Linked DNA regions of Homo sapiens: regions 1, 2, 3, 5, 6 and 7 are each linked to region 4. A link is a loop called in an ENCODE intact Hi-C map of the cell type or tissue named here. Cell type or tissue: PC-3. All regions are shown on one strand. Links, peaks and the distances in the headings refer to the core of each region. The heading gives the core; the rest is flanking DNA. Region 1 overlaps OR9Q1 (olfactory receptor family 9 subfamily Q member 1). Region 2 overlaps CTNND1 (catenin delta 1). Region 3 has its middle 12 kb from the start of OR5B3. Region 4 holds the start of LOC105369313 (a long non-coding RNA gene). Region 5 has its middle 18 kb from the start of OR10W1. Region 6 holds the start of CTNND1 (catenin delta 1). Region 7 has its middle 61 kb from the start of CTNND1.

What was found. Peaks named below come from ENCODE experiments on the same cell type or tissue, not always from the same donor. Only the 100,000 strongest peaks of a DNase experiment are listed, where the experiment ranks them.
Region 1: it touches region 4 in a loop (6-fold over the local background); 6 of 110 quality-filtered maps call a loop at or near these places.
Region 2: it touches region 4 in a loop (7-fold over the local background); 32 of 110 quality-filtered maps call a loop at or near these places.
Region 3: it touches region 4 in a loop (7-fold over the local background); 3 of 110 quality-filtered maps call a loop at or near these places.
Region 5: a loop joins it to region 4, with 2.9 times the contacts of the local background. A loop is called at or near these places in 8 of 110 quality-filtered maps.
Region 6: a loop joins it to region 4, with 5 times the contacts of the local background. A loop is called at or near these places in 17 of 110 quality-filtered maps.
Region 7: a loop joins it to region 4, with 7 times the contacts of the local background. A loop is called at or near these places in 29 of 110 quality-filtered maps.

Annotation. Positions count from the first base shown.
Region 1 is chr11:58,131,330-58,135,682 of GRCh38, reverse strand. All of the region lies in intron 2 of OR9Q1 (olfactory receptor family 9 subfamily Q member 1), which reads right to left. Among named protein-coding and RNA genes, the nearest start is that of OR9I1, 8.0 kb to the right of the region's middle. In PC-3, for the core only: CTCF peaks have their summits at 1,493 and 1,751 (motif pointing left); a DNase peak (open chromatin) is centred at 1,872.
Region 2 is chr11:57,799,086-57,803,438 of GRCh38, reverse strand. CTNND1 (catenin delta 1) reads right to left here. Exons shown (of 21, transcript NM_001085458.2): 7 at 1,243-1,706. It overlaps TMX2-CTNND1 (TMX2-CTNND1 readthrough (NMD candidate)), which reads right to left. Exons shown (of 21, transcript NR_037646.1): 8 at 1,243-1,706. Among named protein-coding and RNA genes, the nearest start is that of CTNND1, 39 kb to the right of the region's middle. RefSeq lists an enhancer at 2,687-2,926. In PC-3, for the core only: a CTCF peak has its summit at 2,557; DNase peaks (open chromatin) are centred at 2,698 and 4,158; H3K4me3 peaks cover 847 bases; H3K27ac peaks cover 2,093 bases.
Region 3 is chr11:58,392,473-58,396,825 of GRCh38, reverse strand. No RefSeq gene overlaps it. Among named protein-coding and RNA genes, the nearest start is that of OR5B3, 12 kb to the left of the region's middle. In PC-3, for the core only: no CTCF peak of the experiment used is centred there; DNase peaks (open chromatin) are centred at 2,405 and 3,835; H3K4me3 peaks cover 1,520 bases; H3K27ac peaks cover 3,039 bases.
Region 4 is chr11:58,512,087-58,516,439 of GRCh38, reverse strand. It overlaps LOC105369313 (a long non-coding RNA gene), which reads left to right and starts at 1,715. Exons shown (of 5, transcript XR_007062673.1): 1 at 1,715-1,889. In PC-3, for the core only: CTCF peaks have their summits at 2,286 and 2,486 (motif pointing right); a DNase peak (open chromatin) is centred at 2,469.
Region 5 is chr11:58,284,326-58,288,678 of GRCh38, reverse strand. No RefSeq gene overlaps it. Among named protein-coding and RNA genes, the nearest start is that of OR10W1, 18 kb to the right of the region's middle. In PC-3, for the core only: a CTCF peak has its summit at 2,210 (motif pointing right); a DNase peak (open chromatin) is centred at 2,218.
Region 6 is chr11:57,761,622-57,765,934 of GRCh38, reverse strand. CTNND1 (catenin delta 1) reads right to left here and starts at 4,133. Exons shown (of 21, transcript NM_001085458.2): 1 at 3,816-4,133. The region is part of intron 2 of TMX2-CTNND1 (TMX2-CTNND1 readthrough (NMD candidate)); the gene reads right to left. In PC-3, for the core only: a CTCF peak has its summit at 2,135; DNase peaks (open chromatin) are centred at 2,154 and 4,134; H3K4me3 peaks cover 3,837 bases; H3K27ac peaks cover 1,368 bases.
Region 7 is chr11:57,820,623-57,824,975 of GRCh38, reverse strand. No RefSeq gene overlaps it. Among named protein-coding and RNA genes, the nearest start is that of CTNND1, 61 kb to the right of the region's middle. In PC-3, for the core only: no CTCF peak of the experiment used is centred there; no DNase peak of the experiment used is centred there.

The sequences.
Region 1 (4,353 bases), core at 102-4,101, 380 kb after region 4:
GCTGGAATTATGCAACAAAGATGTATAAAGTCTTTGCCTATTTGCTCTGTGCCAGGCACTATTCTGGACACTGTGGATGTAGTGACAAATATATAGAACTAAACAGGCAAGGATGACAGTGATTCTCTCTCTGCCACTAAAATCAAACTGGTATCATCTGCTTGTGCTGACTTAAAGAAGAAAGAGGGAAAAGGAATGAGGTACAAGATGCCTTGGCTGCTATTCAATGTGTCAGGGTGGACTTCAGTGGACTCAGAATGTTTAAATGGTGAAAAACTAGAGCAGCTCCTTCCACCCACATGCTGTCTGTGTTCAGGTAGATAAGTAGTTCAAGCGAGAGATGAAAATAGAGCCTCTGTTGAAGAGCAGTCTGTTTCCCTCAAAATCTTGTTTGGAAAAAAACTTTAGTTGGCCATTTTCTAGTTGAATAAAAACTCACAAAGACATAAGAGAAATATTTTCTGGCAATACATTTGCACTGAAAATAGCAGAAAGGCAGAACCAGCATGGTCTCAAGGAGCCCGAATGCTTTGAAGCTCTATCACAGCAGGGTCAATTCCCAGCCAGTTGCTTAAACTCCCTGGATTCCAATTCTTTCATATATAAGATGGGTATGACATCACTTAACTCACAGGAGTGTTGTGGGGATGAAATGAGGTGACATATTGAGTGTTCAACAAAGGTTGGTTCTGTTGCACATAGGGAAGATGTGAATTCCCTCTCCCAAAAAATTACAAATTACTTCCATAATCCCATATTTTAGAACATTATGCACCCATTATTTCATTTATTCTCCATACAGCCCATTTTCAGATGAAGAAAGTGAGAATCAGAAAGGTCAATTGACATGTCCAAGTGTCATATGGCTAGGAAGAAAAGCAGCCAGAATTGGGACCTAGACCCTTTCCACCATACCACAAAATCCCTTACCAAGTTGCCATAGGGATATGGATGCCCTGCCTGAAGACAGGAGGTCACAGAGAAAGACACGAAAAGTTGGAATCTTGAGGTTCTTCCTCATTTTGCAATCCTGTAATAAAATTCTAGAAGGGCATATAAAGTCTGCTCAAGTGCTGACCCTAAATCTCTTACACTTCTCCTTCCCCAGTGCCTTCTCACTCTGACCCATCTGCTCTCAAGACTAACTATGCAGTAGACTCTTGGAACTTAGAGTCCACAGGTCACAGTTCCACTCACCTGCCTTCAGGAAGATAAAGTAGCATCAGCCCCATCCTAGAGATGAGGTAAGAGAGTCCCTGAGATGAGGAGGGATTGTCCACATACAAAGAGCCAATGGGAAAGGTTGGGGATGACTAGAGCCTAGGTCTCCTACAGCCTGGTGAGGCGCTGTCTCTGCCATCTGGGATGCTCCTCCTTTCAGAGTCTTAGCACAGCTGTTCTGATGACCAGAGCTACTAGTGCTCTCTGCCTCTCAGACACTGATGGAAGCAGATGAAATTCTCTTCTTTCAAGGGGGATTAGGGAGAAGAGCCTCAGTGATGGAAATTCCTAGGTAGAACAAGCCTTGCAAAGCATGAGCATGGACATCAGGCCTCCTTAATTCTGGCTGGGGCCCTTTCATCCCTAACCTCCTTAGAGCTTCTCAGCCAATCAGCTTCTAAATGAGAGATCTCAATTAAGCTCAGTCAAGCACTCACAGAAAGTAGCTTGATGGACTCTGAACTGCAGGAATCTGAGGCTTCACTGCCACCCAGAGCAGAAATATCCTCTCTGGTATCACTGATGGCTGATCTCGGAGCTAGCAGTGACCCCTTCTGACCAATTACACCTATGAGAACTGAACAATTCCAAAAATGGGGAAATTACTCATCCACAAAGGAGATTGTTCTATTTTAGACCCTACCTGTTGCTTCTAGCTCTCTCTATAACGTCAATGGCGTCATGCTGAATCATTCCCAACACCTGCCAGCATTTTACAAGTTTCTTAGAAATTCAATAAGAGTTGCTGCTTGCTCTTCCACTTTCTCAATGTAACTAATTACATGTAAATAGCCTCCCCACTTTTCCATGTGATCTCACCTTTCTATGTCTTCTGATTCTGAAAACAATCACGTGGAGTAGGTATGCAAGGCATTATCAGTTCCATGTTATAGATAAGGAAACCAAGACACAAAGATGCTAAGTGCCTCGCATTATTGCAAGGGAGAAGCGAAAGTATTAAGTCCCAGCACATTGTGCTCCCAGAAAATCACATGTAGCTTTGACCCCACCCTGAGCGCCAGAGGGAGTGGGAGAAGATCCAGCAGCAGCCTGTCTGTGGCACAGAGAGCCTGGACTCTGGTTACACCATCTCCCCTTATGCCTTCAGCCCTCCTGCTGCAGCTAATCTCTGCATGAGCTCATCTATCCCTTCTGCTCCTCCAGTGTTTTCATTCTGTAACCAATCTCCTCTATTAAATTCTCTGAAATACCAAAAACAAAACAAAACAAAACAAAAAGAAACAAAGAGAAAAACCCATTTTATGTTAGAGGAAACTGAAGTTCAGATTATCAAGTACATTTCCAGTCTGGTCTGTAGTGCATTTTCTCTCTGATCTACTATGGCCATGCTCACCTTCAGCAGGACCAAAAGGTCCTTCCCCAGTCTGGAAGGCTGGGCTGAGCGCAGGTAGAATGTGGTGTCTAAGTGGGGCTTTGGAGGCCCAGATAAATAGACATCTTCAGCACCTGTAACTCACAGGCCTGGCATCCAGGGGAGCTGGATTAATAGGAGCTGGAGCTCTGCCCTATCCTAGACTGGATCCTTCACTCCAGGAAGGCAATTAGAAGACTGGAGCAAAGGGATTTGCCACTGACTGGGGTTTCTAATCAGCCCTAAGCTTCTAATTAGGCTTCTCCAATGCCCAGAGGAAAGAAATCTTCAGAAAAGGGCCTCTGCAAAGTTTGCTTTCTCAATCTCTCCTCACTCAACCTTCATCTTGTCTGGCGGCCTCCTCCATAATCCAACCTCACCCTGGGGATGAGGGAGATACCTCTGTGTTCTGCTCTTTGAGGAGTTGTCATCAACCCAAGGTGACCCTTTCTGACCAACCTCATTTACAGAGCCTGAGTGAAATGTGACTGTGTGAGGTCCCAGCAATCTGCTCACTCATTTATTCAGCTAATATTTAATTAACTATAGATAAAGTACCCAGAGCAATGTCTGGCACATCATATTTTTTCTATCTCTGTTTAACTCATTGAGTCTTTACAACAATCCTATAGGGTAGATACTATTTTTATTCTATGCCTCAACTGAGGAAACCGAGGCTCAGAAAGGTGAAGTAACCACTCATGGTCACACAGGTAGTAAGAAGAAGAGCTGAGACTGGAACTAGGGGAGGCTGGCTCCAGACTCCTTACTCTTAACCACTATCCTGTGTGGCCTAGTGTAATTTAGCTGATTGTAAATACAAATTATTTCATATAGAAAATTTGGACAATGTCAAAGTCTAAAAGAAGAAATTTAAACCATTGAACCATTCCAACAAGCACTGTTAACAGTTGGAGGAAATACACTAGAACAGAGTTATTTAAAACATAAGCTCTGCAAGTAGATTGCTCTACCTTGTGGATTTAAGTGAGTTATATCACTTCTATATGCCCACCTCCTGGGATAGTCAGAAAGTTGAAGAAGATGATACATATAAAACACTCAGAACTGGACCTAGCATTCGGTTGGTGCAAAAGTAATTGCAGTTTTGCCACTATTAATACTATTAATATCCTTCCAGAATTTTCTACTCTAGGTATTTTTTTAAATTGAAATCAAAGTTTATATTGCCTTTTTATACTGTTCCCTTGGGGTGAGTTAATAAGAAGAAAAATAACTGTTATAAAGTTTCTCAAGTGGGAGAGGCCTATAAGCCACCCCAATACCCTGAAAAGTATTGAGACTCCTCATTGGACAGCTCGTGAGTGTTGGGGGCATTGAACACCATATTCTGAGACTCCATACCCTGAAAGTCTAGGTGACCACAGGAAAAGAAAAAACTAACCCCCAATCTTGCCGTAACGCTGGTGAGATTTCCTTCTAACATACCACATGCTGTTGAACAAACTCAAGGGTAGTCAGAATGCTCAAAACTCTTAGGTAAAGGAGAAACCTCCACAAACGAAAAAATCTTTTATATTTATAAAATTATATAAAACATTGTTATATAATGTTATAAATATTATATAAGACACTGTGATATACATCCTTCTAATCTTAACAGATAGGCAATTATGACACATTTAATTTAGAAGACTTATTAATAAAGATATATATATTTCTTATCCTTACATGTGATGGAGAAAATTTATATCCCAAAAAATGTATATTCCTCATCCTGCTATTTTGCTGTGTCTAAC
Region 2 (4,353 bases), core at 203-4,202, 710 kb after region 4:
ATAAACATACAGATCATGAAACAAACAATGTTTAACTATAAGCAACGCTCAGGCTGGGTGTGGTGGCTCACGCCTGTAATCCCAGCAATTTGGGAGGCCAAGGCGGGCGGATCACAAGGTTGGGAGATCAAGACCATCCTGGCTAACACTAAAAATACAAAAAATTAGCCGGGCGTGGTGGCGGGCACCTGTAGTCCCAGCTACTTGGGAGGCTGAGGCAGGAGAATGGCGTGAACCCATGAGGCGGAGCTTGCGGTGAGCTGAGATTGTGCCACTGCACTCCAGCCTGGGTGACAGAGCGAGACTCCATCTCAAAAAAAACAAACAAAACTATAAGCAATGCTCAATGCTCTCCGATCTGTCTATACCAGAGTTTTTCAACCTCAGCACCACTGACATTTTCGGCCAGATGATTCTTTGTTATGAGGAGCTGTCTTGTCTATTGTTGGATGTTTACCAGTACCCCTGGCCTTTACTCACTAGATGCCAGTAGCACTCCCTCTCCCCTGTTCCAAGTTATAACAACCAAAAATATCTCCAACACTGCAAATGTCCAAATGTCCTCAGGGCAGGGCAGGCAAAATGGCCCACAACTGAGAAACAATGGTCTATACTACTTTTTCTTTATTCCTTTCCCTTGGAATGCTGATTATGCTCCACAAAATTTTGTTTTATTCACTAACGGATCACACAAATAGATCACAACCCACAATCTGAAAAACTACTGCTCTAAATAAAGCAAGAACCACAAGCTTAAATGTCTATATGGGTCAAGCCGGTGAGTCAAGAGAGGAAGATAATTAAAAGAAATTACAAGCATGTGAAAAAATAGCAGTTGACAGCTCCATGTTTGGGAAACAACTTCCTAAACAGCTGTAGTTGGTCAGATAATAGAATGTGTTGGAGATTAGTGTAAATTAGAGAGCACATGCTCCAATCAGTTCAGACCAAATACTGCTAAGGAAGAAAAGAGATCCATTGTTAACAACTCTTCCACGTTTTTAATAGAAGCCAAGAATCTGGAATTTTAAGTGAAATCTTCTGAATTTTAAACATCAGCAACCAGTTCTTTAAAATTTCAATAATGCTGTGTGATCCAAACAAATCTGTGAGATGGATTTGACCCACAGCCACCAGTTCACAACCTTTCATCAAAAGTAAAAGGTCTGGAAATCCCTCTAGTTCTCAACATCACTAGAGAGTAACACTGACTTAGCAATTTTCCTTAGGCCTAGAACTCACCGGTAATAACTTCAGTAAGGTCCATATCACGAGCCTTTCGAAGCAATCGCACAAGGGCAGGCACACCATCACAGTTTTTTATGGCAATCTTGTTATCCTGGTCACGTCCAAAAGAGATATTCTTGAGAGCTCCACAGGCTCCAAGGTGCACTTCCTTTTTGGGATGGTCTAACAATCCCACCAGTACTGGGATGCCCTTGAGCTTCCGCACGTCAGTCTTCACCTTGTCATTGCGGTAGCATAAGTGTTGCAGGTATGCAGCTGCATTGGACTTGACAGCATCCAAGCGGAATCCAAGCATGGCGATCACCTCTGGCAGCTCTGGCTGTCTCCAATTAGGAGGTGGAGGCCCTCCTTTGCGCAGGCTATCCAAGCTTGCTAAACTTCCTCGCTCATGCTGGGCCAAAGGAGCCCAGTAGTATTGATCCGATGGCACCTCCTCACCAATCATGTCTTCATAGCTCCTGAGAAGTTTTGGAAGAACCAAGAGAATACATCAAGTCATTATGGCTAGCTTCCTGGACATTCCCATTACCCTCATCTGCAAAGGAGGATTAACTGGAGTTTCAGTGTGCTCATCTTATCTCTCCTTTGCATGAATAATATACTGATCAATTTTCCTCAATGGGTTAGTAAAAATAAAAGGTAATAATTTTAAAAACACCTGCAATTTAATTAAAACTACATTTTTTTCTTTGAAGTCTGCAGGCTTAGAAAGTAACAAGCATTCAGGAAAGGCTAATCAAAAAGAAAGAACCAAATCCTTACTACTTATCATTTATTTGAATGATATCTGACAGTTATTAACTTGTCTAGGTAGAGATCAGGATAAACTCTCAGAGAACAGAATTAACCAAAGCAACTGACTCAATGCCACAGAAGTCTGAGAACAGTTCCTTAACCAAACAGGAAATTAGGCATTTACACACAGGAAACAACTGGTAGGATAAGACCTTTAAATACATTTCATATTTAAGCTTCTCCTTATCCTATTTTGGAAATTATAAAAGATGGATTGATAGAGAAAAACTAATAAAGGGCTTCCTGCTACATCACAGGAGGATCTGGCTTTGGTACTGATGAGGTATAAACTTGAAAAGTAATTTTCACAGTCATTCCAAGGTCATGTCTGCTACTCAACAAATGTGTTAAGAGGTAAGATTCCATCCTCCAATTTCTAAAGACAATACCTCCAGCTCTTTCAAAATGAAGCCTATTCACCAACATCACATTTGGGAAGCCCAGCCACTAGGAACAGAGAAAGCAATTGAAAGTAAGAAAAATCAAACCAGGAGACAATTCTTCCTGTTTCAGTACTACCAACAACCACTAGAGGGTGAGTCTGTCACACTATTATTTATTCGTAACTACCAGGAAGGAAGAAACCCATTATCTGTGAGCTCATCTCTTTCTGGCTCCCACAGGAGAGGATAATCTATTGTGTGGAGCTCTCCAAATAAGCCATTGTTTGTTCTACAAAACCACTCCCACTGTCAACAAATACTCAAGGTTGCCCTGAGCAGAAGGCCTGCCTCACAGGTATCAACATCAACTATGCAACAGTGATTCAGATGGACAAAGCATTTAGTAAACCATGACCAAGATGGTCTTAAAATAACACGGAAACAGGACCAGGCATGGTGGCTCACATCTGTAATCCCAGCACTTTGGGAGGCTGCAGTGGGCGGATTACCTGAGGTCAGAAGTTCGAGACCAGCATGGCCAACATGGAAAAACACCATCTCTACTAAAAATACAAAAATTAGCTGGGCATGGTGGTGGGCACCTGTAATCCCAGCTACTTGGGAGGCGGAGGCAAGAGAATCGCTTGAACCCAAGAGGTGGAGGTTGCAGTGAACTGAGATTGTGCCACTGCACTCCAGCCTAAGTGACAGAGCGAGACTCTATTTCGAAGAAAAAAAAAAAAAGGTCAAGATTAAACCCTTCAAATCAAGAAGGGGGTACTAAAAATGCCCAAACAGCTGGTAAAACAAAATTGGTTGTCTTCTAAACTATTATGTATCACTTTTGCATCCACCCCAACCATAAAAATTTTCTGCTTACTATAAAATTAAGGAAAAGTATTTACTAACATTATAAAATACCATGCATGGAACAAAAAGCCTCCTGGGTATAATACCAGATCGCACCACTGCTCTCCAGCCTGGGTGACAGAGCAAGACTCCATCTCAAAAAAAAAAAAAAAAAAAAAAAAAACACGGAAACAAAATGAATAGCTTAGATAGCTTAAAAGTAGGCTATTAAGCAGTATGTTAAGATTCCATTTTAGTAGAGGGAAAATAGGATATAGTTACATGTATAATTAAAAAAACTCAAAGGATATGCACCAAAATGTTAACAGTGGTTCTTTATCAATAGATGGTAATGCTTTTCTGGGTTTTTCAGGCTCTGTATTGAACATGTTTAACCTCTATTATTAATATACAAAATTATAAGAACAATTACCATAACCAAAATTTCCAGATAACTCTATCCTATATCCTTTTCTATACAAAGGCAGTGGATTGGACATTCTTTCCTTTGTTTTACAAGAAACAAAGCTGTGCCTGGGAAGACCAAATGACTTGCTTGAGGCTACTTAGCTAGTGGCAAAGGCACAACTAGAACCAAGGTCTCAGGGTTCAGTGCTTTTTCCACTAATCACTGCCTCACTGTTTAAGTTTGACCTTGTATTACTCTTCTAGCCTGGAACAGGAAGCAGCAAATATGCTTGCTAGTCAAGCAGGTTTCCAAGTCCAGTGCTACCCTGGAACAAACCCAAGAACCAGGCCCAAAACTCTATGTGAACTAGCACAACTAGGGATGGCAGAGAATGACCTGGCCACCCACACCCATCTGGGTCCAATCACTCTTTACTAATGAGGAAGTCAGAAAAAGCAGACTTGCAGTAGAGCCAACACCCTGGACAGACTGCTTCAATGAAGGCTGTTATCTACCACTGCTCTAGGTTGCACCAGCCGAGGTCTGGTGCTCCTGTAGGAATAAAAATGAGTCACATGGGAGTTGGATTAGCTATCCAAGACACCTGAAAGGTGAGTGACTCAGTCTTAGATAATGGGGCCTCTACCCCTGGGCCCAGCCCTGTTCACT
Region 3 (4,353 bases), core at 116-4,115, 120 kb after region 4:
GGAATGCGAAAACCGCATGTTCTCACTTAATAGGTGGGAGCTAAATGATAGGAACTCATGGACACAAAGAAGGGAACAAAAGACACTGGGGCCTACTTAAGGGTGGAGGATGGAAGGAGGGAGAGGATCAGAAAAAAGTAACTATTGGGAACTAGCCTTAGCATATAGGTGATGAAATAATCTGTACAACAAACCCCCATGACACAAGTTTACCTATATAACAAACTTGCCCATGTACCCCCAAGCCTACAATAAAAGTTACAAAAATAATTGACTCTCATTCCAGAGAGGTCCTGCCTGATACATGGAAGGAAGAAATGCTACAACAGAGAGGCCAAGAAGAATCTGAAGAGACAGGCCTTGCTGGGTTTTCTCACTATTACCATTAGGTCATATACCTTGTCCAGTCACATTTCTACATGCTGTCACGCTTCCATGAGAAAACAAAAAAACAAACAATTTTCTGGAAAAACAAACAATTTTCTCTGGTTCTTTGAGTCTTCATTCCTGAAGGCTCCATGTCACATAGAATTTTGATTAAATTAATCTGTTATGCTTTTCCCCTGTTAGTCTGTCTTTGTCAGTTTTATGTCAGACCTAGCCAGGAACCCTAGGAGGGTTGAGGAAACTTTTCCTCCCCTATGTCTCTGACTTTAATTCAGTTTATTCCACCTCCAGCATAGGAGTAAACCAGTTCTATAATTGTTAATCCATACCTCCATGAGAAACAACTTTAGCAATTAAAGTACGGTATTTTTGTATGATTTATTTTTAGCTTTAGGGCTTCTGGTTAGCACATTGTTTTTCCACATTACTTAGCTTGGCTTTCCCCCCCACCCCCATCTCCTTTCAGTGAAGTAAAGTCATACATTTATAATAAAATTAGATTTTTTTCACAGTCTGTTTAATTCTGGAATTCCCCTGTACTCTTGGTTGATCATTTTTAATTTGTATGTGATACATTCAGTCTTTGCTACGTGTAGTTCTATGAGTTTGGACAAATGCAGGCATATGTTCACCAGCAGAGCACCATAGAAAATATGATTCATCCTAAAATTTCCCTTTGCATGCTTTTTATAGACAACCACTTCCAACTCCCCCAACCCTTGGAAATCACTGATGTTTTTACATTTCTATGTTGTATGAATGGAATGACGATATGTAGCCTTTGGGTTTTCCTTCTTTCATTATTAAAAACCACTGTCCCACTGCTGGCTGCTGCCACCAGGGCCAAATCACAAGCCATTGGCAGTGATCCTGCACCCTGGTCACCTCAATAGCAGGGCCTCTGTGCATAGTGACCCACGGTCGCCACCTGGGGCTAAAGCACATGCTGCCCAACTGAACTGAAAAGAACCCAGCAAGACCACTGAGCAACCATTGCCACACACACCCAAGCATTCCACTGGGGGCCTGAGGATCACCCTGTCCCTGCGTACCACAGCCAGCACCACATGCACGACCAAGGCCCCGAGAAAAGGGCCATACAGCCCAGCTTCACCCCTCTGAGCTCTGGAGCTGTTGGTCTGAGGCCCTGTGGATCACTCTGCTCTATCCTCCATCACTGGGGGGCACCTGAGCACTCCTCCTGGGAGCCTGTTTTTGCTCTGGTTTTATGCATATTTGCATTGACATGTGGTAGAAAAAAATGCATGTAGAATAAATGAATACATTAATTTATTCACATTTTTGTGAAAGTGCAAATACAAGAAGCAGAAACTTTAGATGTCAGAGAGACAAACATACAAATAATAATTAGCCTGAAATTAGTCTTCTTATATGAAAAAAGAGTAGAAGTCAGCAGACAGTAGACTGATTTCTTCAAGTCTCAAGGAAAATAAATATCAATTCGGATTTCTATACCCAGATGAACTACCATTTGAATAAGAAGGCAAATCAAGACATTATCAAATTTACAAAAAAATAAAGTTTACAATTCACAGGTGCAGAATTACAGTGAAAATGTTTCAATAAGAGGAAAGAGATGCTATATATTACATTGGGGAATTTAGAAGAAAAAATAGAACATGTTTTAGAACTCTGCTTTTCTGTTTTTGGTCCTGCTTATCTGCAGCAAGATTGCTGTCTGTTCTTCTGTCCTGCGTTTTGATAGGGATAATGAGATAGGGCCTGCCGGTACAAAAGCACAAAGGGGAGATGTACAATCGGGATACATATTAAATAAGATTCCCTAAAAGCTGACCCAGAGTCAGTGGTTTAAATCCAAGTAGTTTATTTGGGGGTTAATAGCAGAAAGCACTGGTAAGGTAGCAGGAAAGAGAGAAGAAGGAAAAGTCAATACAGGGTTTCCCTTGTGCATAGGTAACATCTGTGGACATCTGAAGTTCCATTGTACTAAGAACTATGTACAAAGAATCCTCAGATAACATCTGGAAAGTAAGGAATCTGGAGAATTTTTGGCTCTACTTCCTCTGACATTTACTGATGACAGCTGCCAGAGGAATGAAATGACTCACATGTGAGCTGATCATATTTGTACTGCAAAATAAGCCCTCAGCTCAAGAATTACAGACTATTAATAATTTTTAATAATATGCTTTGGCCATCACAGGGGCAATGAATACCAGGGGAGAGTGGGTAAAGTACTAACAGTGTTTGCTGCAGGAAAGTAATTCCAAGAATAAAAGAAGCCCTCTGCTTAAAGATCTGAAAAAATTTTGAAATGGCTTACCAGGATTAAGGCAGATTTTAATCTTCTGCCTTATACAACTATGTTATATTTTTCTATTCATCATAAAAAGGAAGGAAAAAAGATATTATTTATCAATCTCCTAAAATTTCTAGTAGCCCGATATTTAGTTGTAACACCTAAAAATTGGAAAGGTGAAAAACAAAATAAAAACATGGTAGGCAGAATATAAAATAAAATTTCAGAAATAGATTTCAAATATCAATAATCATAACAAATAATTAAACAAGCCACTCTTGATTTTTTATAAATGAGACCTTAATAAAAATGAGGGGGAAAAAGAAATGACAGTAGACACTCCAAATATACATATGTGCTAAACAACATACTTCACTATGTCCCTGCATGCAGTTTAATTGCTTGTTCCTTGATAAGGAGGATGAGGAGAAGCGATTGCCCTCATAGGAACCCTATTCCCCAGAGAGCTCCATGCGCATATAATTTTCTCTTGATTCCCCTTCATTAGGCTCTGAAATTCCATTGTGAACCCACATGACATTATTTTAAAGAGACAAAACTCTGAGCAGAGCCTCCAGTCAACATTTATTGAAATGACGCTAAGCTAATTCTTTTATTACACAGCAGCCTCTCTCCAAACTGAGCATTTACAGTGGGTCTGCAACCACAGGCAGGAAAAACACCCCAAGAAAAATATTATGTTGCTTAATGTTGAAAGGAAAACACCTTACTAAAGTACTTTCCAAACTCACCTTTATTTGCTATTTGGCAGACACAATTCTGTAAAGTATGTGGAATTTTTAATTTTATTATTTTTATTCCACAAATAAGGAAACCGAGCTGAATAGAAGATAAATAATTCTTTTGTGTACACAGATAAATCCACAGTACATATAAGACTTAAAGCCAGGCTTTCTAGTTACATGTTAAGGATCTTGTCTCTATTTTCTTTGTGCCTCAGGAATCTTGGAATCTTTTAACCAGTAAATGAGAGAAGTTTCTCCAATATTATTTATGTGTTCTTCCAGGGATAAATTTCTGATTGCAGACTCACAATTCAGGAATGCCTTTTCCTTCTTTTCAAGAAGCAAGATAAGTTTTTATAATCAATAGGCAGTAGTTCCCCCTCACCCAGTGTTTCACTTTCTGAAGTTTGGTTACCTGAGGTCAGCTGCAATGCAAACATATTAAATTTCCTTCTGGAAATTGAATCATCCCTGTGTCCAACCTATCCAGATATGCTACCTGCATGTAGTTTAGTCACTCTCTTGGTTATCAGATCGACTGTCAGAGTATCACAGGGCTTGTGTTGGAGTAATTTTTATTTTACTTAAAAAAATGGCCACAAAGTGCAAAAATAGTGATGCTGGCAATTTAGATTTGCCAAAGCAAAGTCATAAAGTGCTTCCTTTACTTAAAAAGGTGAAAGTTCTTGACTTAACAAGGAAAAATAACAAATTGTATGCTGAAGTTTCTCAGATCTACAGTAAAAATGAATCTTCTATCTGTGAAACTGTGAAGAAGGAAAAATGAATTCATGCTAGTTTTGTTGCCACACCTCACACTACAAAAGTTACAGCCATAGCGTGTTGTAAGTGCTAGTTAAGATTTAAAAAAAGGCATTAAATTTTGGGGTGTAAGACATGAACAGAAACATGTTTATACTGATGATAATTGGATTTCGT
Region 4 (4,353 bases), core at 281-4,280:
CTACATCAAGTTATCCAGAAGATTTAGCTAAGATAACTGATGGAAGTCGCTACACTAAACTATATATATATGTATATTTTTTTTGAGACAAGGTCTCCCTCTGCCACCCAGGCTGGAGTGCCATAGTAAGATCTCGGCTCACTGAAGCCTTTGCCTCCTGGATTCAAGTGATTCTCATGCCTCAGCCTCCTGAGTAGCTGGGATTACCACACCCTGCTAATTTTTCTTTTCCTTTTTTAATTTTTTTTTGGAAAGGGATGGGGTTTCACCATGTTGCCCAGGCTGGTCTCAAACTCCTAACCTCAGGTGACCCGCCTACCTCAGCATCCCAAAATGCTGGAATTACAGGCATAAGCCACCATGCCCAGCCTAACGATAAATTGTTAATGCAAACAAAACACCGTTATATTGAAAGAAATGCCATCTAGGACTTTCATAGCTAGGAAGGAGAAATTGATGCCTGGCTTCAAAGCTTCCACAAACAGGCTGACTCTATTGTTAGGGGCTAATGAAGCTGGTAAGTTTAAATTGAAGCCAATGTTCATTTATCATTTTGCAAATTCTAAGACCCTTAAGAATTATGCTAAATCTACTCTGCGTGTGCTCTATAAACGGAAAAGACTAGATTATAGCATGGTTTATTGAATATTTTAAGCGCACTATTGAGACCTACTACTTAGAAAAAATATTTTTTTCAAAATATTACTGCTCATTCACAAATGTACCTGGTCACTCAAAGCTTTTATGGAGATGGACAAGGAGATGAATGTGGTTTTCATGCCTGGTAATACAATATCCATTCTGCAGCCCATGGTTCAAGGAGTAATTTTGACTTTCAAGTCCTATTGTTTAGAAAATACATTTCGTAAGGCTATAACTGCAATAGATTGTGATTCCTCTGATGGATCTAGTGAAGTAAATTGAAAACCTCTGGAAGGATTCACCATTCTAGATACCACTAAAAACTTTTGTGACTCATGAATTCATGTAATTAACATTAACAAGAGTTTGGAAGAAATTGATTTCAACTCTCTTGGATGACTTTGAAGGATTCAAGACCTCAGTGGAGGGAGTAACTGCAGATGTGGTGGAAATAGCAAGAGAACTAGAATTAGAAGTAAAGCCTAAAGATGTGACTGAACTGCTGCAATCTCATGACAAAACTTGAACAGATGAGGAAATGCTTCTTATGAATGAGAAAATAAAGTGGTTTCTTGAGATAGAATCTACTCTGGGGGAAGAGGCTGTGAACATTGTTGAAATGACAACAAAGGATTTCAAGTATTCCATAAAGTTAGTTGATAAAGCACTGGGAAGGTTTGAGAGGACTTAATACAATTTTGAAAGAAGTTCTACTGTAGGTCAAATGCTATCAACAACAGTTCATGCTACAGAGGAATTTTTCATGAAAGAAAGTCAATCAGCCAGGCACGATGGCTCATGCTTGTAATCCCAGCACTTTGGGAGGCCGAGGTGGGTGGATCACTTGAGGTCAGTAGTTCCAGACCAGCCTGGCAAGTCTGGCAAACATGGTGAAACCCCATCTCTACTAAAAATACAAAAACTAGCCAGGCCTGGTGGCGTTTGCCGGTAATCCCAGCTACTCAGGGGGCTGAAGTATGAGAATATCTTGAACCTGGGAGGTGGAGGTTGCAGTGAGTCAAGATTGCGCCACTGCACTACAGTCTGGGCAACAGAGAGAGACTCCATCTCAAAAAAAAAAAAAAGAAAAGAAAGTCAGTCAATCGATGCAGCAATCTTCACTGTTGGTTTATTTTAGGAGATTGCCACAACCACCTCAACCTTCAGCAAGCATCATCCTGATCAGTCAGCAGCCATCAAGGCCCCTCACCGGCAAAAGAAAAAATTACAACTCACTGAAGGCTCAGGTGATCATCATCATTTTTTAGCAATAAAGTATTTTAAATTATGTACATTTTTTGGACATAATGCTAGTAGACCCAGTATAGTGTAAACATAACTTTTATATGCACTAGGAAGCAAAAAAAAAATTGTGTGACTTGCTCTATCGTGATATTCATTTTATTGGAGTAGTCTGAAACCAAACCCCCAGTATCTCCAAAGTTTATTTGTACTTTATGTTGATTAACTTTAATTCTCAACAGTCCCATAATGAGAAATAGAGGAATGGAGAGACTAAGTGACTTGCAAGAGTCCCTCCAGGAACTAGAAGGGAGAGCTGGGATTTGAACCCATGCATTTGGCTCCAGGACTGTAAGTCTCACCTGTAGGCTGCGGTGCCTGGTGTACCATAACACGTAGGAGATCTCCAGGGTCCTAAGAGGTGCTACCATTCTATGTGGCCATGAAATTAACCTTTTAGGCAGATGGGTAGTTTCTTGATTCTTCCTGTAATTCCAAAGCATTTTTCCTGTATGAACTCACTTGTCATTGCGGCAAGAAAGACAAGTCTTCATTTTGCCAGCCCCACCGCTGGGAACGGCTCCTTAGGTGAAAAGCTTGGGATAGCCTCAAGATGGCAGCATTAACTCAAATATGGATGGACAGATCCTGGTATCTGGCCTTGAAGTAATCCAAAAGTCAGAATTGGCCCTTTTCTGCCTTTTAGTTTTTTTAAAACCCCAAGCTGTAACTGTTTGGAGGTGAAGAGTCAACCTGATCTTGTGAGGAGACCAAACAGTGAAGACACTGGAGGCATCAAAGTGGAAAAGCAGAAGTATTTCCCAGGAATTAAGAGTCTTTGGAGGGAAAAGAAAGAGGATATATTGGGTGCCATTAAGAAATGATGAGGTTCAAAAAGATTAATGATTCATCTATTATCCATTCATAAGTGGCTAATTCTAGGCCTCTTACTTGCCAAAACCAAGAACCACCCCACTTCACCATGTTGATAGTCTTCATTTTTATCTATTTAATTTTTTAGAATATTAAACACTGATAAAGAAGAGTACTAAATTATTTTATAAAGCCAGATATATAGGCTAGATTGTCTCAGTGGTTAGAGTCTTGATGCTACAGGTGAAGTTTTCTCTTCTTTCCTCATCTTGTTCCTCTCCCTTTCTTCCTCTTCTCTCCCCTTCCCTCCCCTCTTTCTTTTCTTTCCTTTCTCTCTTTATCTGTCTTATCCCGTTTTTCCCTCTTTCTTTCTCTAGTTTTTTCCTTGGTTGTTTTATTGGTCAAATAAATAATAAGGAAGAAACCTAAGTCTTCAGAGTTGGACATGTGGGTCAGGTGATTAGATGCTACAAAATTCCAAGAGTATGCAAAAATATCCTTGGACTTCTATCACCTAGCTTGCCACTTGCTTGGCCACTTTGTATGTCTTCTTTTGTTAAAAATAATTATTCTAACAGGGGGCTTTGTCTTGGAAATGTTTTCATGAGAGCAAAGAAAAAGTGAGTAAATAAGCTCTACTTTTGTAACTGACTGTAGTGGAACATGCATTTGTGAGAATCTAAGAGAAATATTGTTTTGTAGATTCTGAGAGCACCTCTGCTTTTCCACATTTATTCCCAAGAGAAGCAGTAGAGCACAGAGTATAAATATATAGAATTTGGGTCAGACAGGCTTGAGCATTTCCTCACTTTCTGGAATTGCAAGATGCTCCAGGCTTCTCTGGTATATTCCCTGCTCCAGTGCTAGAACCAGCCATTTCTCGAAGGAGCCCTGGTTTCTTTTATTAGAGAATAATATTAGAAAAAGATCTAAGTGCTAGGTATGTACAGAAGTTTTCACATCTGTAAAATTGAAAAAAATATATATTTCTCATAGAGTTATATGAACATTAAGTGAAATAACACATACAAATATATACTGAATGAAGGGCTTGAAACATAGGAAGCTATATTATATATTATATAAATATATATTATATACATATAAATGTATCAAGAGCTGAAATAAAGAAATCCTTTGCTTCTTGTAGGCTCCATGTTAAAATTCATTTAAAACCAAGTTGACTGGGAAAAAAGTTCATGGAAGTGTTTTGATTCACAGAGCTCTTTGAAACTCTGAGTTCTGTAGACAGAGCTGGGTTTGGGAAAATGGAGATTCTGATGCAATTTATCATTTATAATCTGACATTTTGAAAATTTCTCCCCATTTAGTCTTAGATAAAGAGCCAACTCCCAATACTCACAGGAAATCTGTGGGCTGATTGTGCAGTGGCTGGATCCTCAAGCTCCTTTGAAAGCATTTTTTGATAGAATTTGCTCATCAATAATCTTAGCCTGTGACTAGGAGAACCAGGACTCCCCTGTGGCCCCTAAGGGATCTTTGAGGCACCTCCATATCATAATAATGTTTCAGTTCCCTCAGGAAAGTGGTGTTTTGATTGCTTGTTTGTATGTTGCTGAGCCCTGGATTGGAATT
Region 5 (4,353 bases), core at 115-4,114, 230 kb after region 4:
GTTGATCATCTGTTTCACTAGATATAATGTGAATCTTGCCTGTTTTATTCATCTTTGTATCCCCAAAACTTAGAACAGTGATGGACACATCATATTACATATAAATATGTTTAATCATCAGTCAACGGTGAACCAAACTCTAAATAGGTGAACCTTAAGATTGTGTAATTATCACCTAGAGTCATAGTCACATCTCAAAGAGTACATATCAAACATATGTTCCATTGTAAAGATCTACTATACCAAGGAAAATGAGAAAAAGATAAATATAATAAGAACAAACATTTTTTAAATTAGCAGACTTTAATATGGCAAGATAATATCTGGGCAGGTACATGCTCAAAACCTATGAAATTTTTGTGGCATGTTGAGTGAATATGTATGCTTTCTTCAAATTCTGGAAAACCATAATAAGGGAGTTATTTTTAAAGTAACAGAGGAAAGTAACAAAAGAAAATTAAATGTCTTCCATTGTTCCTTTATCCAAGCCAAGGTATCAGAGCCTCCTTTTTTGCATATAAAATATAAATATAGTCTCAGTTTTCCAGGGCAGTAAGAATTTGGGACTTGGGCTGAACCTTGCTATGACAGACATAATGGGAATAAACTTGAAACAGGAGGCTCAGAGGACGGTGTTTAGGGAACTTTGTATTTGTTGGAAAATTATTTTGAGCACCAAGAATATTCCTAAAGGGTAATACTGGTCTTTATTTTGACATGTATACTCCAATATTCCATTGACTGGAGATGCTGCACTGTTTTAAACAACCAGGTCTCATGGGAACTCACTCACTTTCACAAGAACAGCACCAAGGGGATGTTGCTAAACGTTCATGAAAAATCCACCCTCCATCATCAAACCACCTCCCACCAGGCCCCATTTCCAACACTGGGAATTAGAAGTTGACATGAGTTTCGATGAGACACAGATCCAAACCGTATCACTGACTACAGTAAAATTCTCAAAGTTAATCATTATGACACAGATTGCAAAGACCTCCATCATAATATAGATAGCAGAATAGCCTTTAAATGTCTTTTGTTGTAGCCTTCTATAAACTGTGTCCTTGAAGAATAATTTTTTTTTCACAGTGCAGCCCAACTGTTGGATGCAAAGTTGTTTTCCTTAAAGGCCCCTAAACAAGTAATTTGACTAAGAAATAATCTTTTTCTCCTTTTTTATTTGTATAAATACAACAGGTAGAAGTGCAGTTTTCTTACATGGGTAGGTTGTGCAGTGGTAAAGTCTGAGCAGTCAGTGTAACCATCATCCAAATAATATTTTATCCATTACGTAGTTTCCTATCCCTCACCCCCTTTCCAGCCTCCCATCCTTCCAAGTCTCCAGTGTCTGCTATTGAACACTGTATGCCCACTGTACACATTATTTCTCTCCCACTTATAAGTGAGAACGTGTGGTATTTGTCTTTCTGGGTCTAATTTGTTTCACTTAAGGTAATAGCCTCCAGTTCCATCTATGTTCTGCAAAAGACATGACTTCATCCTTTCTTATGGCTGAATATTATTCCATTGTGTATATATACCACATTTTCTTTATCCATTGACCTGTGGATGGACACTTAGGTTGATTCCAAATCTTTGCTATTGATAATAGTGCTGTGATAAATATATGAGTGCAGGTATCTTTTTCATATGATGATTTCTTTTCTTTTGGGTAGATATCCAGTAGTGGGGTTGTTGGATCTAATAGTAGTTCTATTTTTAATTCTTTGAGAAATCTCCATACTGTTTTCCATAGAGGTTGTACTAATTTACATTCCCACCAACAGTGTATAAGCATTCTTTTTCTCTGCATCCTCACCAAAATTGACTTTTTAATAATAGCCATTCTGCCTGGTGTAAGATGATATCTCATTGTTTGCATTCTTTATCTGTCATTACTGACTTTCCATTTTGGGTAGGGACCATTGCTGGAGAGCTAGTGTGATCCTTTGATAGTGTCGTCACATTTGGATTTTTCACAGCTCAGAATTCTTACACTTCTTCCCTCTCATCTGGAAAGACTGACACTTCTAATATTCGTAATTATTTTCATGCAGATAGGATTTTTTGTTTGTTTCTTTATATATTTTTTTCTTGACATTTCCTCCCCTTCCTAGGGTGTGTGACTGTAGAATATGCTGGATAGGGTCTTAGGCTATGCACTTTCCTAGGCAGGTTTTATATTGGGCTGTGCAGTCTGGCCTAAAGACCAGTAGATGGTGCTTATGAGTAAGAGCCAGCTGTGGCCCTATATGTTCCTTTGAGAAGGAGCTCACCAAGTTAGTGTCTCTTTTGCACAGGTTCAAGGGTAGTCCTACTTGATGACAACCCACCAAGTCTCTCTGACACCTGCTCACCAGTCTTCCTGGACCTGAAATCTTGCTCAGATTTTCCAGAGCATTTTGCATTTCTGTAAGTGTGCCCATTGTTTTCTGAAGTTTTGATTTTTTATTTATGCTATTTCGCTGAATGTTTTTCCCTTCACTTCTTATATCATTTTTTTTTATTCCCTTACATTGTGCTTTGCCTTTCTCTGTTGCCTCCCTCATTAGCTTAATAACTAACCTGAATTCTTTTTCAGGTAAATCAGGGATTTCTTCTTTGTTCGGATCCATTGCTAGTGAGCTAGTGTGGTGTTTTGAGGGTGTTAAAGAACCTTGTTTTGTCATATTTCCAGAGTTGGCTTTCTGGTTCCTTCTCATTTGGGTAGGTTCTGTCAGAGGGAAGGTCTAGTGCTCAACGCTGTTGTTCAGATACTTTTGTCCCACGGGGCGTTTCCTTGATGTAGTACTCTCCTCCTTTTCCTAGGTATGTGACTTCCTGAGAGCTGAGCTGTAGTGATTGTTATCTCTCTTGTGGATCTAGCCACCCAGCAAGTCTACCAGGCTCTGGGCTGGTACTGTGGGTTGTCTTTAGAGTCCTGTGATGTGAACCACCTGCGGGTCTCTCAACACTTGCTTCAGTGGAGGTAGCAAGGGTGTGAAGTGGACTCTGTGAGGGTTCTAAGCTTTGGTTGATGAGTGCACATTTTGTGCTGGTTGGCTTCCTGCCAGGAGGTGGCACTTTCAAGAGAGCATCAGCTGTAGTAGTATGGGGAGGAACAGGCGGTGGACAGGGCCCTAAAACTCCCTAGATTATATAACCTTTTTCTTCAGTTACCAGGGTGGGTAGAGAAGGACCATTAGGTGGGGGCAGGGTTAGTCATGTCTGAGCTCAGACTCTAGTTGGATGGGTCTTGCTGTGGCTGCTGTGGGAGATAGGGGAAAGCTTCCCAGGTCAATGGAGTTGTGTTCCTAGGAGGATTATGGCTGCCTCTACTGTGTCCTGCAGGTTGTCAGGGAAGTGGGGGAAAGCCAGCAGTCACAGGCTTCACCCAGCTCCCATGCACCCCAAACGGCCTGTGTCACTCCCACTGTGCCCCTGCCAACAGCACTGAGTCTGTTTCCAGGCAGTGGGTGAGCAGGGCTGATAACTTGCCCCAGGCCACCCACCTCCCAGCTGTGAAAGCAAATATGGCTTTCCTTCTTTTCTGGCCTATGGAGTCTGCATGCTGGATTCACGCCCTCCCCAAAGTTCTGGCCAGGAGACTTCTCTATGGGTTCAAATTGTTACAAAGTTCAGCTGGAGGTTTCTTCCTCCCTAGGACACTTCCCAGTGCCTCTGGCAGCCCTCCTCAAAGACCCCTGAGAGGTGAGGCAGAAATGGCTTGCTAGGGGACCCAGCAAGCTCACAGGGATTTTCCTGCTGCTTCCTCTACCCCTGTATTTTGCTTGGCTCTCTAAATTGACTCCGTTCCCAGTAAGGTCAGAATCTTCTCACATAATCTAGACCTCAGATTCCCCAGTGGGGTGTGTGTGTTCAGGGGCAGATGATCTCCCTTTCCCACTTCCACAGTTTGGGCACTCACAGTATTTGGGGTGTCTCCCAGGTCCTGCAGGAGCAATCCACTTCCTTCAGAGGATCTGTGGGTTCTCTTGGCTTTCCTAGTGTATTCCTGCAGACGTTCTGGAGAAAAAGTTCACAATGCGAGACTCCACACGCTGTCCTGTCTGTCTGAGTGGGAGCTGAAATCTAGTCTTGCCTCCCATCTGCCATGATCTCCAAATTATAGTTTGCCTTTTTTCACTCAGACTATTGGATTTTTTGCTATTGTGTTGTTTGAATTCATTATATATTCTGGTGATTAATCCTTTGTCAGAGGGGTAGTTGGCAAATATTTTCTCCCATTCTGTGGGTTCTCTCTTCACTTTGTGGACTGTTTCCTTTGCTGCGCAGAAGCTTTTTAACTTCATGTTGTCCCATTTGCCCATTTTTGCTTTGGTTGTATGTGATTGAGAGTATTACTTAAGA
Region 6 (4,313 bases), core at 314-4,313, 750 kb after region 4:
CCTCCCAAACTGCCGGGATCACAGGCGTGAGCCACCGCACCAGGCCAGATCCTTACTTTTTATACTATTCTTTGTACCACTTGCCAAGAAAGGAACAGGATTAAAGAAAAGCTAAAATTTTAAATCCTCCATTATCTCTAGAAACTTTGCTTAAAAATATAAGGGAGGGCCAGGTGTGGTGGGGCACACCTATAATCCCAGCACTTTAGGAGGCCGAGGTAGGAGGATGGCTTGAGCCCAGGTGTTTGAGACCAGCCTGGACTACATAGAGAGACCCCATCTCCACAAAAATACACAAAAATTAGCCAAGCATAGTGGTGTGCACCCATAGTCCTAGCTACTCAGAAGACTGAGGTGGGAGCACCACTTGAGCCCAGGAGTTTGAGGCTGCAGTGAGCCATGATTTCACCACTGCACTCCAGCCTGGATGACAAGAGCAAGACCCTGTCTCAAAAAAAAAAAAAAAAAAAAAAATTAAGGGAGGAGACGCATAAAAGGTTAAAACTACAGACTACAGTAAAAGTTGCAAAAGTACATTGCAATTTGATTAATCTATGTTGTTTTGCTTCCTTTCAAGCCTTCCCCACAAATCAGTCCCTCACTGATTCTCATCAAATGCCTTATTTAACCAAGGCTTACTGAGCACCTCAGTATGTACCAAACACTAAGACAGGTGCTAAAAAGATACAGAGATAAGACAGTACCTACACCCAAGCTGCTCATAGTCTAGAGGGAAAGACAAGAATATCTGAACTACCTCCTACAAGCCTGTCCCTGCAAGTTGATGATATCCTATCATTCCAAACCACATACCTAACAAATTCTCTGGAAGAAGAAATTTTACTGATAAACAACGTGTGACACAATTCCAGGAAGTTTAAGAAATTAGGACAGCAATGGTGGGCATATGGATATGGAAAGATTCTCGTTCTAAAGATTAAAATAATATCCATTCTAGCACATCCAGCTCCCCATGGGCTCTATGGAAAATAGATCTTTTGCATACATTATCCCAACAAGGGTAGTGGGGAGTTGGAGGGAGTTGGAAATTTAAGTGAGTACTGCCCCTGTGCCAAGATGAAACACTCCTGCCTCTAGCAAGGGCTCGTTTTAGTTCGAGCTGTTGTTTCCATTCTCTCTGGAGAATGGCAGTATATTAGTGGTTAAGTCCATGGACTTTGTAGTTAGTCAGACCAGGGTTAATCCTGGCCTCAACCATTTACAGGCAGTGAGATTTTCACCAAACCTCAGCTTCTCTGAGGGTCAAATTCCTTAAAAAACAAAACAAACAAAAAAACCAGTGGTGGGAAATTAATAGTTTATGCAAAATGCTTAGAATACACTAAAAACAAGGTGTGGGGAGGTAGGGGGGAATGAGGGCCTTGGCAGTTACTAACAGGGTACCAAAATAGAAGGAGATAAATTATACAAAGCTAATCATTTTGTTATTCCAATTGATAGTGATCTATGCTTAATTTATTTGCATCCATCCTATCTCATTCATCCCTGGAGAGCAGCTACTTCATAAACCTAAGGCTGGATTGTAATTACTTAGTGCTTTTCTTTTTGTTAATATCACCAATAGTCTCAATTTTACCCTAGCTCAGAGAACATGTTGGAGCTTCTCTGACTGTCCATGCTGGAACCCTGAGAAAGGTACTAGAACTCCAACCACCTAAAAGAGAACCGCCCCCCCGCCCCGCAATCTGGAACACAGACCACTACCTTACTCACATAACAAAGAAACCAACCGTACATAGGAGGCAAACAAGGAAAGAAATATCTGAACAGCTCATACTTACCTATCATCATTTTTTACCCCAAAACCAAGACAATGAGCAAAACAAAAAATTTAAAAAATAAAAGATTTACTTATCTGCATCCCTTATAATTCCTGAAAGAACCAGTGGAGGTGAGGTAAAAGACAAATCTTCCATCTTATCACCCCAAAGGCTCTGTACTACACACCAGTCAAAACAACCCTTAGTTCGTGGAAATAGTCCTGGACACTAGGTTAACTAGGATGCTCACTTCAGCTACACAAAGCCCACTATTTAAAGCTAGACCCAAATCACCACCACTCAGTCATCCAGAACCTATTTTCAAACTGCCTTTGTACTCCTCCTTCAGATTCCCTCATCCCTCCCCCTAAAGGTTGAGTGGGAAACAGACACTCTGGAAGCAACATGACCAACACTCTAAAGATCCAAGAAACCTCCCCAGGCTGGAGTCAAGGCAGAGAGAACATTTGAAAGAAAATTTGGAAAATATTAAACAAGAACTACAGTTCAACAGCCTATACACATTGTATTTTTTCTTTCTTTTTAACTGTACTTGTTATAATTATGAGATTCAGACATCAAAAATTTCCTGCAGCCTTTGCCTAGGTTGTATTTGAAGGAGGAACAAAGTTCTGTTTCCTCCTGAAGCCACAACTTCACAAGGATGAAATCGTCTTTCAAGAAATACCCTCATTCTAGAAAAGAAATTCAAGGAAGTCTAGTCTTAAAAAAATTTGTGGCAGGGGGGTGAGGGGAGAACGAAATCAGATTATTAAAGATCCATACCAGTTTAAAGCTAATGAGCAGCTTACACACTAAAGCCCATCTTGTTACAATTAGGACAGCATCTATAATTTTCAGGCGGATTCACATTTTCAAAAAGAGAAGAGAATACCCTAGTTTTTCAGCTACTGATGAGTTGGCTATATAATTATCTAGAATCCGTACTTTTGCAAGAATGTATTTGCAAAAACAAAACAAATCTTAAGATTAAATATAAGATATGAAAGCACAGTCATGGGCCTTCAGCTCTAAGAGATTTCAGATTTCATGGTAAATTAACTAAACAATAAATTCAACTCCAAAAAACAACTTTCAGGTTGGTTTAAAAATAAAAATCTCCCTTGTTTTCTGAAATGTATTTTAAACACTAAACTTTGTATAAATGGTTTTTCTAAACCTAATTTTATTCCACCCTTGGCCCTTTCAGAGTGCAAAAAGCTGAAAATATTTTCAGGTATGTTGCCACTTTACTCAGGTGAAATAAAAAGCATGATTAGAATTTCCTTATCCCTTTAAACACATAAACCAAACGTTATCGTATTTGCAGATTTAACAAACACCTCCACAAATCTTTGCTATCAAAGGTAGTTTAGAAGGAAGAAGGAGATGGCAATTCAGTTAACATGGTTCCATTTGTTTTCTTTTATAAGCCAAAGAAGGGAGACTACATCTAGCAGGAGAATGAGGCTCCCACCCACCGCACCTGGAAAAGTAAGAGGGATCCACCCAGGAACAGCAGGGCTGAAACCGATACGGGCCGTTCAAACTCTCTGGGGGAAAAACAATACCATTTACACTGCAAAGCTCCCTGCAACTTTCCACTTCCACAAATCCAATGATAAAAGAAAAAAAAAGTTTTAAACATATGAAGAACCATCGGTATAACTGGGTTCCGACACGGACAAATTTCTTTCCCAACCCACATGCAACATGCCAAAAAACCAACTTTTGATTTGGGCTCTGAAAACAGAAATATGTTAGCTTAATCCAGAAAAATAAATAAATAAAATCAAAGAACACACCAAAATGTAAATTTTCAAACCTGCTCTTACCCCTCTGGATCTATTCAGCTTCCTGTATTAAAGAGACCTAGAAGTTTGTTTCTAGGTCTTGTATATTTTACCTTTTTAAATATAATAAAATACCAAAATCTCCCCCGCCAAAGTACTGAAAGTAGAAAAGAAAAATAATTGCTTAAAAGTTACTCATCAGCATAACAGACTCTCCCGTTTTTTAATTCCCTCCGGTTACCGTAAGACAAAAATTCGACTTGCTTATCCTCCTTTTCCCGTCAGTACATACATTTTCTTCAAAAGCCACACACCTCAAATGTGGAGTTCTAAAAATCAGTCCTTTAAGAAAGAAACCCAAGGCTTCGCCAAGGTGCTGAGAAAGACAAATCCAGCAGGGCAGTTGATTTTTCGCCACCTCTTCCTCCTTTCGGGATCTTTCCTGCTCTTCTTTCTCTCTCTCTCCCTCTCTCTTTTTTTTCCCCCTCAGATCCAACACCTAAAATGGAAGTTGCACCCAGCCAAAGGCAAGGGAGCCTGGGTGGTGACAAACTGATCTGGCAGCCCTACCCCCTTCGCTTTCCTAAGTGATGTCAGCCCCTGTGAGCTTCCAATAGGAACCAGGCATAAATCAGGGAGCTGACCTTATCCAATAGGAAACTTTATTATAGAAAATTAAAAAAAAGAGAGGAGAGAAAGACAGGGGGAAGTTTATACATATATATATTTATATTTATAT
Region 7 (4,353 bases), core at 152-4,151, 690 kb after region 4:
AATAAAAGATTAAAGCAAAAGGCATTTGAATAAGACAGTAGATAGTACATCTTGATCCCATATATAAATCTAAGCTTGTTTCACTAGTATAGATATGCTTTAAGTGCACCATAAGGGACAGAGAAATGTCTGTTGCAAATGTGTGACATTGTAATGCACTACCAATTCAAAATTGAATCAATGCCCCTGAGTAAGCCCTTCTTAGTGCCCAGGAAATGATGACCCAGAGATGAGCTTGAATAGCCCAATGCTTCCCTGTGACCTCTCCTACTCTAAAGCCAGTGGTACCTAAAAATGATAACATCTTCATGTCAAAGGGTAGCCTCCAGCTTCAGTCCAGCCCTACTCTGGGTCAAACCCTTTTAGGATATGGGGAGGATACTCAGACAAGTAAGACTTTGCAATTTTTTTTTTTTTTTTTTTTGAGACAGAGTCTTGCTCTGTCGCCCACGCTGGAGTGCAGTGGCATGATCTCGGCTCACTGCAACTTCCGCCTCCCGGGTTCACGCCATTCTCCTGCCTCAGCCTCCCGAGTAGCTGGGACTACAGGCGCCCACCACCACGCCCAGCTAATTTTTTGTATTTTTAGTAGAGATGGGGTTTCACTGCATTAGCCAGGATGGTCTCGATCTCCTGACCTCGTGATCCGCCCACCTCGGCCTGCCAAAGTGCTGGGATTACAGAAGACTTTGCAATTTCATCAGCAAAATATGAAAGCATTTGTACTGACTGTGTCTTTAAGCCAGGCTGACCAACTCACTTACCAGCCAATTTTTAACTTTGCTTTTATAGAAATTGTCTTGGAGCTATTCCCTTTGTCCCTATTCTTGTTCTTCACTCTGCTCTTTGCTGCACACATCTACTTAACTTGCCACACGCTATACCCAGTGCTGTGATATAAAGGTGGGGGCTTCACCACTACCTACCACCACTGCCCTGCAGGCTCAGCTTGTTCCATCAGATGCAGCACCAGTACTAACCTTGCCCATACTCCTTTTGCTTTCTTCCCTCTCTACTTGTTTGGAAGTTATATGTCCTATATTCATTCTTTAGTGGTTATTCCAGCTAATATGTATTAGGTTGGTGCAAAAGTCATTGCAGTTTTTGCCATTTCAATGCAATTACTTCTGTACCAATCTATTTAGTTTTTCAAGTCTTATCAGTATCTTTACTTTCCTCCTGAAGAACCCGAAAATTAGTGTTGTAATTGCTCCCTCAACTTTACATGCTATTGTTGTCCAGCATTTTAATTCTAGTCTGTATTTCTCTCCCATAAATTACACACTCCTCTTACAGTGAAGGCTTTAGCAATTTCGTTCAGTGTTCCTTCTTGCATCTGATTCTCCATCTGAGATCATTTTCCTTCCACCTCAAGGACATCCTTTTGTAAGTGGAAACTCTGCTTTTGTCGGAAAATGTTTTTAGTAGCTTTTTAAAAAGTGTCACCTCAGGTAAGCTTTCATAATAAGTTCCTTTTTCTCTTAACATGATGAAGATAAATTTCACTGTTTCCTGGCTTTCATTGTTGACACAGAAGTCACCATCTGGCTGGTTTTCTACAGGTAGTCTGTATTTTCTCTCCAGATGCCCACAATCTTTTCTTTGGTTTTCTGCATCTCACCCTGATGTACTAGGTAAGTTGGTTTATCTTGCTTGAGATTCACTGGGCTCCCTAAGTCTGAGGTTTGGTGCCTTTCATCCAACCCTAAAAAATTTCTCTTTGAATATTGCCTCCTCCTATCTCCTGATGTTCCAAATAATGTTTATTAGATCTTATTCCATTGTTGTCTCAACCTCTTGCCTATTTTCCATTCTCTATCTGGAGTGCATTCTGTATAATTTCTTATCTTCCAATTCACAAATCCTCCTTCAATTTGTCTAATCTATTTAATCCATGCATTGACTTCTTACCTCAAATTTGTATTTTTCACTTCTAATTCAAAAAGGTTTTTCCACTAATTCAAAAAGTTCATTAATCGTTATTTCATTATAGTCTGTGCAACAATGCCAACATCTGAAGTATTTAAAAGATCAGCTTCTGTGTCTGTCTTTTCACTCATTGTGCCTTATTTCTTTGTTCAGTTTATAATTTTTGGGCAAGAGCACTCATTTGCCTTGAAAGTATATCTATGGGAATTGTTCTGAGGCCTTAGAGGAATTGCATTTGCTTCTGAAAATCACCTGGAAGCATAAACAAATGAGTACCACTTTAAATTCCCCAGTTAAGCTTTTTGGACCACACAGGTAGCCTAAGTTTGGACTGAAAGCCCATAGAAGGCCATTTGTGGTTATAAATCATCAGGGAAAATATTCTATAGTTTCCATGTGCCACTAAGGTTGAGACAAATGAGTTCCTTGCTGCGCCCTTCTATGGAGTGTTTATTTCTTGTTCACCTTTACACTGAGGGTGTCCAGCTTTATGAGGGAACCTACTAGATTTCTCATTTCCTGTTGCCCATACTTTGTGTAATCACTAAAATAGAAGGTTATGGTCTGCTGAATTTGGCAAAAATTCTGAGGAAAAGCTGGCTTTGGCAGTTACTTCCTAGGATTCCAGCTTTTGCTTCATTTTGAAGAGCCGTAGGTTCCTTACTTTCGTGCCTGCTCAGCAATATGTTTAAAAGTATTTTTTATAAATATATTTACCCAGTATCTTGGTTGCTTCTGCTGAAAGGACTTTTCAGAATTATCTAATCCAGCATACTGCCAAAAACAGAGCCCTGAATTAGTTTCAAATACGCACACCAACGCACTCCCCCTGCCCCGATTCTGCCAACGCGTGAACTGTAAGACCAAAGCTAAGCCTGCCTTTAAGGTGGAAGGAAAAGAAGAATTGAGGTGAGCCAGGCATGGTGGCTCACGCCTGTAATCACTACACTTTGGGAGGCCGAGGCAGGCAGATCACCTGAGGTTGGGAGTTCAAGACCAACCTGACCAACCTGAAGAAACCCCGTCTCTACTACAAATACAAAATTAGCCAGGCGTGGTGGCGCATGCCTGTAATCCCAGCTACTCCAGAGGCTGAGGCAGGAGAATTGCTTGAACCTAAGAGGCGGAGGTTGCAGTGAGCCAAGATTATGCCATTGCACTCCAGCCTGGGCAACAAGAGCGAAACTTCACCTCAAAAAAAAAAAAAAAAAGAATTGAGGTGAAGACAAAAATTGGGTAATTGACTGGAACATCACCACAAATATCCCATATTTCTTTTTCCTCAGGCATAAATGTCTTATGGCACTGTCCATTAGCACTAGAGATACTGGGGGAAAAGACAGCAGGGTAGTAATACTTTTGTGTCCTCAATAAAAGTGGAATAACCTGTCTTTTTTAAAAAATAAAGTAGTATATGGAGATAAGTATAGCACTTTTTCTCAGGTAAAAAAAAATTTTAAAGCTAGTTGCCACATGCTTATAGCTCCTACAATTATAACAAGTGTAAAGCTCTTAGTCCATTCATGGATAGCTATCCATGGTCATTTTACACTGCATAAAAGGAGAAAAATGTCAGGTTAAAATGATGCAGACCAATCAACCTATCTTACCTCCTCCAGCTTTCTCTTCATCCATGTCTGTCTCTAAATCCTGGATGGATCAGTTGAAGAACTAATGCTTTAAGTGACACAGGCAACAGAACAGTCTTAAAGCTGTGTGAAAAAAAATTGTTCCTAACAATTATCTTGTTTCTTTTTTGAGCTTTCCTGAGGTAGCTCTTTCTGGAAGCTACCAGAGTGATTTAAGTTTCCAGATGTGGTCTCCTTGGCTTTAGCCAATGGGGCCACTTGCTCGCCAGTTGAGATACCCTTTGTAGCTAGAAGTGACACTTAAGTCAAAGTCGGCAATTCCAGGGGATTCTCTGTGACCTACAGGACCCCAAATTAAGGGCTAGCTTCCTGCCTCAGCAACCTGAGCATTACCTACATATGATTTTCAGGATGAGAAGCTTCTCCTACCCAGATACCACACACCAACCTATCACTTACCATTATCTCAAACTCTATTGAAAGCAATGCATTCCTTTGAGATAAAGTTTCCTCTATGAATGCTCTCTTAAAATGGTGATCACCACATCATATTGTCTACATTCACCATGCTAGTATTACTGCCAGTGGAGTTGAAGCCAGTAATCCTGGGTTCCACTTTGAGGCTATAACCTTAAGCAAGTCACTAGATCAGTCCCTTAAGTCACAGTTAACTGACCACATACATCAGAATAACCTGGATGGGCCAGGCATGGTGGCTTATGCCTGTAATCCCAGCACTTTGGGAGGCCTAGGTGGATGGATCACCTGAGGTCAGGAGTTCAAGACCAGCCTGGCCAACATGGTGAAACCCCGTCTCTACTAAAAATACAAGTAT